2 separate regions of the Homo sapiens genome follow, and region 2 is linked to region 1. Evidence: read pairs that join two places in POLR2A ChIA-PET (ENCODE). Cell type or tissue: HepG2. All regions are shown on one strand. Each heading gives the region's core, and the rest is flanking DNA. Links, peaks and the distances in the headings are about the cores only.

Region 1 (4,384 bases), core at 136-4,135:
TTTTCTTTTCCTTTTTTTTTTTTTTCCAGACGGAGTTTCACTCTTGTTGCCCAGGCTGGAGCGCAATGGCTTAATCTCGGCTCACTGCAACCTCTGCCTCCCGGGTTCAAGTGATTCTCCTGCCTCAGCCTCCCGAGTAGCTGGGATTACAGGCGCTCACCACCGCGCCTGCCTAATTTTGTATTTTCAGTAAAGACAGGGTTTTACCATGTTGGCCAGGCTGGTCTCAAACTCCTGACCTCAAGTGATCCGCCCACCTCGGCCTCCCAAAGTGCTGAGATTACAGGCGTGAGCCACAGCTCCCAGCCCTATTATCTATTTTCTATTAATATTAATTTCCATAATATTATCTTTCTAAAAATCATTTGTTTTATTTTTAATTGACAACAGTATTATAGGTCAGGCACAGTGGCTCGTGCCTGTAATCCCAGCCCTATGGGAGGCCGTGAAGGGAGGATTGCTGGAGCCCAGGAGTTAGAGACCAACCTGGGCAACATAGCCAGACCCCATTTCCACAGAAAATAGAACAATTAGCCGGGCACGATGGTTCGCACCTGTAGTCCCAGCTACTCAGGAGGCTAAGGCGGAAGAATCACTTGAGCCCAGGAGGTCAAGGGTGCAGTGAGCTATGAAGGCTCCACCGTACTCCAGCCTGGGTGACAGAGCTAGACCCTGTCTCTAAAATAAATAAACAAAAATAAAAATAATAGTTGTGTACACGTATGGGGTACAGTGTAAAGTTATGTTACAGTATAAATTGTGGAATGATTAAAACAAGCTAATTAAATCCTCATCACTTCATGTACTTATTTCTTTGTTGTGAGAACATTTAAAATCTATTCTTCTAGCCATTTTGCAATATGTGTTATTAGCTATAGTCACCATTCATCTACAGAGCAGTGGATTCCTAGAACGTATTCCTCCCATCTGAAACTTTGCACCCTTTGGTTCACGTCTCTCCTTGTTTTTCCTTTAATCATTTTAAAATGCAAAAGTGGGCAGGGCGTGGTGGCTCATGCCTGTAATCCCAATACTTTGGGAGGCCGAGGTGGGCGGATCACCTGAGGTCAGGAGTTCGAGACCAGCCTGGTCAAGATGGTGAAACCCCCACCTCTACCCAAAATACAAAAATTAGCTGGGCATGGCGGCACACGCCTGTAATCCCAGCTACTTGGAGGGTGAGACAGGAGAATTACTTGAACCCAGGAGGTGGAGGTTGCAGTGAGCCAAGATTGTGCCACTGCACTCCAGCCTGGGTGACAGAGCAAGACTCCATCTCAAAAATAAATACATAAATAAATAAAATGCAAAAGTGACTCCTAGCTCACAAATCATTAGAAATCAGGCAGCAGGCCACATTTAGCCTATGGGATATAGCTTACTGACTGACCCCTGGTTTAAGAGATTATATGGTTTGTCCGAGATCTCATAGCTGCAAAGTGGCAGGGCCAGCTCTTGAACTCAGAACTGTCTGGCTCTACAGCTACTTGGGAGGCTGAGGCAGGAGAATGGCGTGAACCCGGGAGGCGGAGCTTGTAGTGAGCCGAGATCGCGCCACTTAAGTCCAGCCTGGGTGACAGAGCAAGACTCCATCTCAAAAAAAATAAATAAATAAAAAGAAAGAAACTAAAAAAAGAGAACTGTCTGGCTCTAGAACTTCTCCTTAAGACCACTGCAGAATATTTTTGCCATGTATCCAGCAAAATTAGAAAAGAGTGGAAATGAAGGATCTGCAGGGCCTATGCCAGATTTCCTGCCTTTCCCTGCAACTCCCAGCCTCTGTCACATCAGAACCAAATGGATAAATGTGCTTAATGTCTAAGGACAAATAAAAAAGCTCTTTCTTTGCCACGGTGCTGCCTTTCGATTTTTTTTTTTTTAATCATTATAAAAACAGTTGAAGCCCGGGCACGGTGGCTCATGCCTGTAATTCCAGCACTTTCAGGGGCCAAGGCGGGCAGATCACGAGGTCAAGAGATTGAGACCATCCTTGCCAACATGGTGAAACCCCGTCTCCACTAAAAATACAAAAATTAGCCAGTTGTGGTGGTGTGCGCCTGTAATCCCAGCTACTCGAGAGGCTGAGGCAGGAGAATCACTTGAACCCGGGAGGCAGAGTTTGTAGTGAGTCGAGATCGTGACACTGCACTCCAGCCTGGGCAACAGAGCAAGACTGTCTCAAAAAGAAAAAGAAAATGTGGTATACTTTGCCTCAAAAATAAACACATAAAATAAAATAATAAATAAATAAATAAAACAGTTGGGATCCACCCAAATGGAGATTTGCAAAGTGGGAAACATACCCTGTGATAAGCACGTAACTAGAGATAATTCCAGAACTTATGAGAAGAGACAGGAGGCTCTTGGGAATAAGACCATGAAACCTGCAAGCATCGAGCCCAAAACTCTGAAAAGTTTTCGACACAGTTCCAAGCTAATAGTGCATGCAGAGAACCGGGCTGGAACATTTAGGAGGGGGGTGGAGAGTGGAGAAGAGAAAGAAATGTTAAAAAAAAAAAAAAAAAAAAAGCCAACAACCCCATGCTTATCGTGTGACAATAACAGCAAGAAAACAAATCAGTCTGGTGGCAGGGGTGGGGGCAGGGAACTCCAGTCCAAAGTTTCTTCCAAGTGGAATGAGTCACCGAGTAGAGAGGGACAAATAAGCAAATATAGAAACCCAAGGTAGCTGCTATCCAGGACAAAGGGGAAATGCATCTTCTTTTTTTTTTTTTTTTTTTTTTTTTTTGGAGACGGAGTTTCGCTCTTGTCACCCAGGCTGGAGTGCAGTGGCATGATCTTGGCTCACTGCGACCTCCGCCTCCCGAGTTCAAGCGATTCTCCTGCCTCAGCCTCCTGAGTAACTGGGATTATAGGCGTGTGCCACAAAGCGAGACTCCAGCCTGGGCAACAAAGCAAGACTCTGTTTGAAAAAAAAAAAAAAATTATCTGGGCATGGTGGCGGATGGCGGGCCTGGGTGACACACCATGACTCTGTCTCTGAAAAAAAAAATTTTTTTAACGGGAGATACTGAAAATGCAATTAAATAGCTAGAGGTGGCTTTGTTTATGAAACTAGCAAAAGAAAAAAAAAATACCTTCCACCAGCTGGGCACGGTGGTTCACGCCTATAATCCCAGCACTTTGGAAGGCCGAGGCGGGCAGATCACGAGGTCAGGAGTTTGAGACCAGCCTGACCAACATGGTGAAACCTCGTCTCTACTAAAAGACAAAAATTAGCCGGGCGAGGTCGTGGGTTCCTGTAGTCCCAGATACTCAAGAGGCTGAGGGAGGAGAATCACTTGAACCCAGGAAGCGGAGGTTGCAGTGAGCCAAGATCGTACCAATGCACCGTAGCCTGGGCTACAGAGATAGACTCCATCTCAAAAAAAAAAAAGAAAGAATGAAAGAAATGCCAAACTCTTTCCTAAAGCAGCTGTGCCATTTTATGTTCCCACCAGCAATGTATGAGGGTTCCGATTTCTCCTCATCCTCACCGACACTTGTTATTGTCCGTCTGTTTGTTTTTTGCCACGCTCGTGGGCATGAAGTGGTATTGCATCGTGGTCTTGATTTGCATTTTTGTCATGGCTAATTTGGGGCTGAGTTTTGTGTTTTGCCCTGGTACCAGGCTGGGGTTGAGAGTGGGAGGTGAGAGCCACTCAAGGGTGAGGAGCAGATTCCAGAGGAAGTTCGGGGCATTGTTGACAGCAAGAATACAGATTCTGCAGAGTGAACAATGCCCGTTTCCACTGCAGACCCTCCTTGATTTTTTTTCTGCTTCTGTGTCCAACTTGTCCCCATTTGCCCAGAACTTTCTGAGTGTGGACATTGAAAATCTCACATCCCAGGGAGCCCTCAGTCCTGGCTAAACCTAGACAACTGGTCACCCTGTTGGCACTGGATTTAACTCGAATCCTAACTTCTCCTAGCTTCTTCCCATGCCTTTGACTGGCCCGTGTCTCCTGTTCCTGGGACCCAAGGGTCACTATTAGGAATTCCCATCACGAATCCCCAACAGCCTCTGCCCCACACAGCACAACCCCAATCCCACCCAGACCAACTGTGTTCACCCTAGAGAGAAGCAGAGATGGGGGAGAAAATGAAAGGAGAATGTGAGGTTACAGTCACCTTCTTAAGAACCTTTTCATAGACACATTTCTGTTATTGCCAACAATGTCCTTAATTACCTAGCATTGCTTTGATCAAGAAAAAAAGTGATGTAAAACTTTATTTATTTATTTACATATATATATATATATATATTGAGATGGTGTCTCACTCTGTCACCCAGGCTGGAGTGCAGTGGTGTGATCTCGGAATCACTGCAACCTCTGCCTCCCGGGTTCAAGTGATTCTCTTGTCTTAGCCTCCCGAGTAGTTG
Region 2 (4,384 bases), core at 273-4,272, 370 kb after region 1:
CATTATTTTTTAGAGATGAGGGTCTTACTATGTTGCCCAAGCTGGTCTCCAGCTCAAGATGGGCTCAAGCCCATCTTTGCACTTCAGCCACCTGAATAGCTGGGATTACAGGCATGGGCCATTGCACCTGGCTTTTAGTATAATTTATTTTATTTTTATTTTTATCTTTTGGTGTTTGCCAGACAGCTCTCAGTCTACACTGTTCAGAATGGCCCAGCTCCCCTTCCCAGGCAAGAAATAGAATTCCTTCCAGAGGGCTTGAGATGGCAGGGAATCTCAATCTCTCTCTCTCTCCCCCCATCCCCCTTGCCTATCCTAAGGGGGCCCCAACACCCTCAAGTGGGACTACACGAGACAAGATGGGACTTCCTACCAAAGACAGTTCCAGGCCCTGCCAGGCCCACCTGCCTTGAGGTGTAAGAGGGTAAATTGAGGCTGTGTTGGGGCTGCAGGCGGGGGCAGAATTGGGGGCTGGGTGGTTTGGGCCTTCCTATCCCTGTCTGCCCACAGGCCTCCTCCGGAGTGGAGCTGGGAGACTGCAAGATCAGCTATGGATCAACGTGTTCGGAGCAGAAACAGGCCTACAGGCCCCAGGATCTGCCTGAAGATAGGTATAAAGGGGCCACTGCGGGCACGGTGGCTCATGCCTGTAATCCCAGCACTTTGGGAGGCTGAGGCAGACAGATCATGAGGTCAGGAGCTCGAGACCAGCCTGGCCAATATGGTGAAACCCTGTCTCTACTAAAAATACAACAATTAGCCGGGTGTGGTGGTGGGCGCCTGTAATCCCAGTTACTCCGGAGGCTGAGGCAGGAGAATCGCCTGAACCCGGGAGGCGGAGGCTGCAGTGAGCCAAGATTGCACCACTGCACTCCAGCCTGTTCGACAGAGCAAGACTCCATCTCAAAAAAAAAAAAAAAGTGGGGGACGAGGGGGCACTGCCTTCCCACCCAGATGGGACAACTGGCTTTCAGTAGCATGTGGTATTTGCCCCTTAGGGCTTTAGGGCCCATACTCTGCCTCTGAGGTCTCTGTCACTGGTAGCCAAGGTGCACTATTGTGCCAGATCTCTCATTATCAGAGCCCCACAGCTTGGTCATTAGGAAACCCTGCTCCCCTCCCTCTTTCTGGGGGTTGCAAGGCCCCAGATGGATCCACTTTAGCTTCTTCTTCTTCTTTTTTTTTTTCTTTTTTTTTTTTTGAGACGTAGTCTCGCTCTGTTGCCCAGGCTTGAGTGCAGTGGCACAATCTCAGCTCACTGCAACCTCCGCCTCCCGGGTTCAAGCAATTCTCCTGCCTCAGCCTACCGAGTAGCTGGAATTACAGGCATGTGCCACCATGCCCGGCTAATTTTGTATTTTTAGTAGAGATGGGGTTTCACCATTTTTGCCAATCTGTTCTCAAAAGCCTGACCTCAGGTGATCCACCCACCTCAGCCTCCCAAAGTGCTGAGATTACAGGGGTGGGCCACCATGCCCAGCCCACTTTACCTTATTCTTGATGGAATAATACACTACGTACAGGTATGACAAGGCCCAGGCCACAGCCCACATCCACTGTGTAAATATCCGTCCTGGTGACGGCCTCTTCCGCGACAGGACCACCAAGGCCGAGCACTTCTATGCCAGGGAGCCAGGTGAGAGCCTGAGGCCCGCCCCGTCCCGCCTCCCACCGCAGCCTCCCAGGGCAGCTCTGCACCTGTTCCGCTTCTGGCAGAGCCTTTTGTTCTTCACCACGATCAGACTCCGGAGTCGCACATCCTGAAAGGAAATTGGTGCCCCGGCCCCGGCAGTCTGGACACCTTCATGCAGTACTTCTACGGCCAGGTGAGCAGGAAGAGCGAAAAGGCGGCAGGGAAAAGGGCTTCCCAGACAGAGCAAATAGCAGGTGCAGAAGTCCCAAAGTGGGAGTGAGCTTGATATGTATGCAGGAATCTCCTGGATGTACTTGAGTGATCTAGGGCGAGTCACTTAACCACTCCGATCCTCCTCCGTGGCTCCTTCTGTAAAATGAGATAAGAGTACCAACTCCCAGTGCTACCAGGTGGGGCCCAGAAGGGGTGAGGGAGCTGTCCAAGGTCACACAGAGCCCACCTCCTCCCTCCCCCCCGGGCCCGGGGACCTCTCGGACGCCGGAGCTTTCAAATGCCATGTGGTCCTACAGCCGCCACCCCCGACCCAGCCACCCAGCCGCCACGTGCCTCATGAGAAATTGCAGAGTCATGTGACCCTAGGGGAGCCAAAGCTACTCAAACGCTTCTTCAAGACCACCATGGGCTCGGACTACTGCCCTTCAGAGTGGAGACAGGTGCAGAAAGCGCCCAACCTCCACTTGCAGCAAAGCTACCTGCCGCGGGGCACGGGCGGTGAGCGCTCCCGGGAAGCCCCGCCCCATGGAGCCCCGCCCCGGGAAGCCCCACCCCCGAAAGCCCCGCCCCCATGGAGCCCCTCCCCATGGAGCCCCGCCCCCACGGAGCCCCGTCCCGGGAAGCCCAGCCCTGGAAGCCTCGCCCTTGCCACTGCTCTGGCCCCGCCCCTAACCAGCCCTCCCCTCCCCCGGCTTCATCCCCTGAAAGGCTAAATCCCACCCCCAATTGACCAGAACCCCAACTCTGCTCCTGGATAATCCCGCCCCTTCATGGCCATGCCTCTCCCCTTCATAACTCCATCCTTCTGGACACGGCCCTGCCCCTTCTCCATCCTCTCTTATCCAGTCTTAACTCCTCTTCCATTGTCAGACTCTGGCTCCGCCCCTGACCCGCTAGCCTGCCCTGCCTGGCCCTGCCCACAGACTCATCTGGCCCGGCCCCGCCCCTGACCTTCTTAGCCCTATGCCCTAGCTCTGGGTTCCTCCCCTAGCTCCTCCGTCCTCCTCCAGCTCCTCCCTCTTCCCAAGCTCCTCCCCCTTTCTCTGGCTCCTTCCTTTGTCCCAGCTCCTCCCTCTTTCCCAGTTCCTCCCTCTTCCCCAGCTCCTCTCTCCTCCCCTGGCTCCTTCCTCCTCCCCCACCTCCTCCCTCTTCCCCAGCGCCTACCTCTTTCCCAGCTCCTCCCTCTTTCCCAGCTCCTCCCCCTTCCTCTGGCTTCTCCCTCCTTCTTTGGCTCCTCCCTCCCCCCTCTCCTAATCCATTTTTCTCCCCTGGTCAACTTCAGCGCTGGCCTGGGCTTGGCTCTTGAACCCTTCCCTTGAACTTCACCACACCCTCAGCCCCGCCTCGGCCCACAGCCCTCACTCAGCCTCCCCAACCTGAATCTCCAGAATTCGATTTTTTAACCATGAACCAGAAGATGCTGAAGCCACACAGAACACCTCCGGCCCCGGTGACTGAAGAGATGCTACAGCGGGTAAGGGAGGCGGAGGGGAGCCACCCATCATTAGGCAACCCCCACATTGGTGTAGAGTTATCTCAGGACGACTATGCTGTCACCCTGTCTCAGAGTTAGTGATCACCCAGGCTCGGGGGCATCTTAATATCCCTTCAGCCTGAAGATCATCCCTAGCTTGGCCGGGTGCAGTGGTTCACGCTTGTAATCCCAGCGCTTTGGGAGGCCGAAGCAGGCGGATCACCTGAAGTCAGGAGTTCGAGACCAGCCTGGCCAACATGGTGAAACCCCGTCTCTACTAAAAATACAAAAATTAGTCAGGCATGGTGGCGCATGCCTGTAATCCCAGCTACTAGGGAGGCTGAGACAGAATTGCTTGAACCAGGGAGGCAGAGGTTTCAGTGAGCCAAGATCGCACCATTGCACTCTGGGCTGGGCAACAGAGCAAGACTCTGCCTCAAAAAAAGGAAAAAAAAAAATAGAGGTCATCTCTAGCTCACCCCCCAGGGTCATGTCAAGGTCAGCTCAGGGGCATCTTTGCACCACCACCACTGTTATACCCAAGACGAGGGTTAATTCAGAGCCACCCAGGATCACCCCAGCCCTGGAGTCCTTCCAGGGACACCCCTGGTTTCTCTCCATCTTCTTATCCAGCTCCTCATTCAGCCCAGCCTGGGGCCCTTTTTGCCCACCTCTCCCCAGAGTTCAACCTCCCCAGCCTTTGATGCTCTGGCTCTGTCCCTAGGCGGCCCCACCTTACCCCAGGCTTCACCTTCTGAAGGGCTAAATCCCACCCCAAATTGACCAGAACCCCAACTCCGCCCCTGGACAATCCCGCCCCTTCGTGGCCAAGCCCCGCCCCTGCATAACTCCACCCTTCTGGCCATAGCCTCGCCCCTTTCCCTATCCTCTCTTACCCAGTCTTAACCATCCTCCTTGGTCAGACACTGGCTCCGCCCCGACCAGCTAGCCTGCCCTGCCTGGCCCCGCCCCCTGACTCATCAGGCCTGGAGATCCTGGGGTGGACAGGGTGGATCGGCCACCTCCCAGGCTGCCCTGCCAGG

The links. ChIA-PET counts read pairs that join two places held together with the same protein. Peaks named below come from ENCODE experiments on the same cell type or tissue, not always from the same donor. Only the 100,000 strongest peaks of a DNase experiment are listed, where the experiment ranks them.
Region 2: POLR2A ChIA-PET joins it to region 1 with 8 read pairs; 1 of 35 experiments calls an interaction of 5 or more read pairs at or near these places.

Annotation. Positions count from the first base shown.
Region 1 is chr19:7,132,583-7,136,966 of GRCh38, forward strand. The region is part of intron 13 of INSR (insulin receptor); the gene reads right to left. Among named protein-coding and RNA genes, the nearest start is that of ZNF557, 65 kb to the left of the region's middle. In HepG2, for the core only: no CTCF peak of the experiment used is centred there; DNase peaks (open chromatin) are centred at 2,619 and 2,919.
Region 2 is chr19:7,503,801-7,508,184 of GRCh38, forward strand. It overlaps SAXO5 (stabilizer of axonemal microtubules 5), which reads left to right. Exons shown (of 9, transcript NM_198534.3): 3 at 321-424; 4 at 511-611; 5 at 1,524-1,636; 6 at 1,717-1,826; 7 at 2,164-2,365; 8 at 3,256-3,341. Among named protein-coding and RNA genes, the nearest start is that of SAXO5, 8.4 kb to the left of the region's middle. RefSeq lists a silencer at 2,751-2,830 and an enhancer at 4,143-4,384. In HepG2, for the core only: no CTCF peak of the experiment used is centred there; a DNase peak (open chromatin) is centred at 2,731.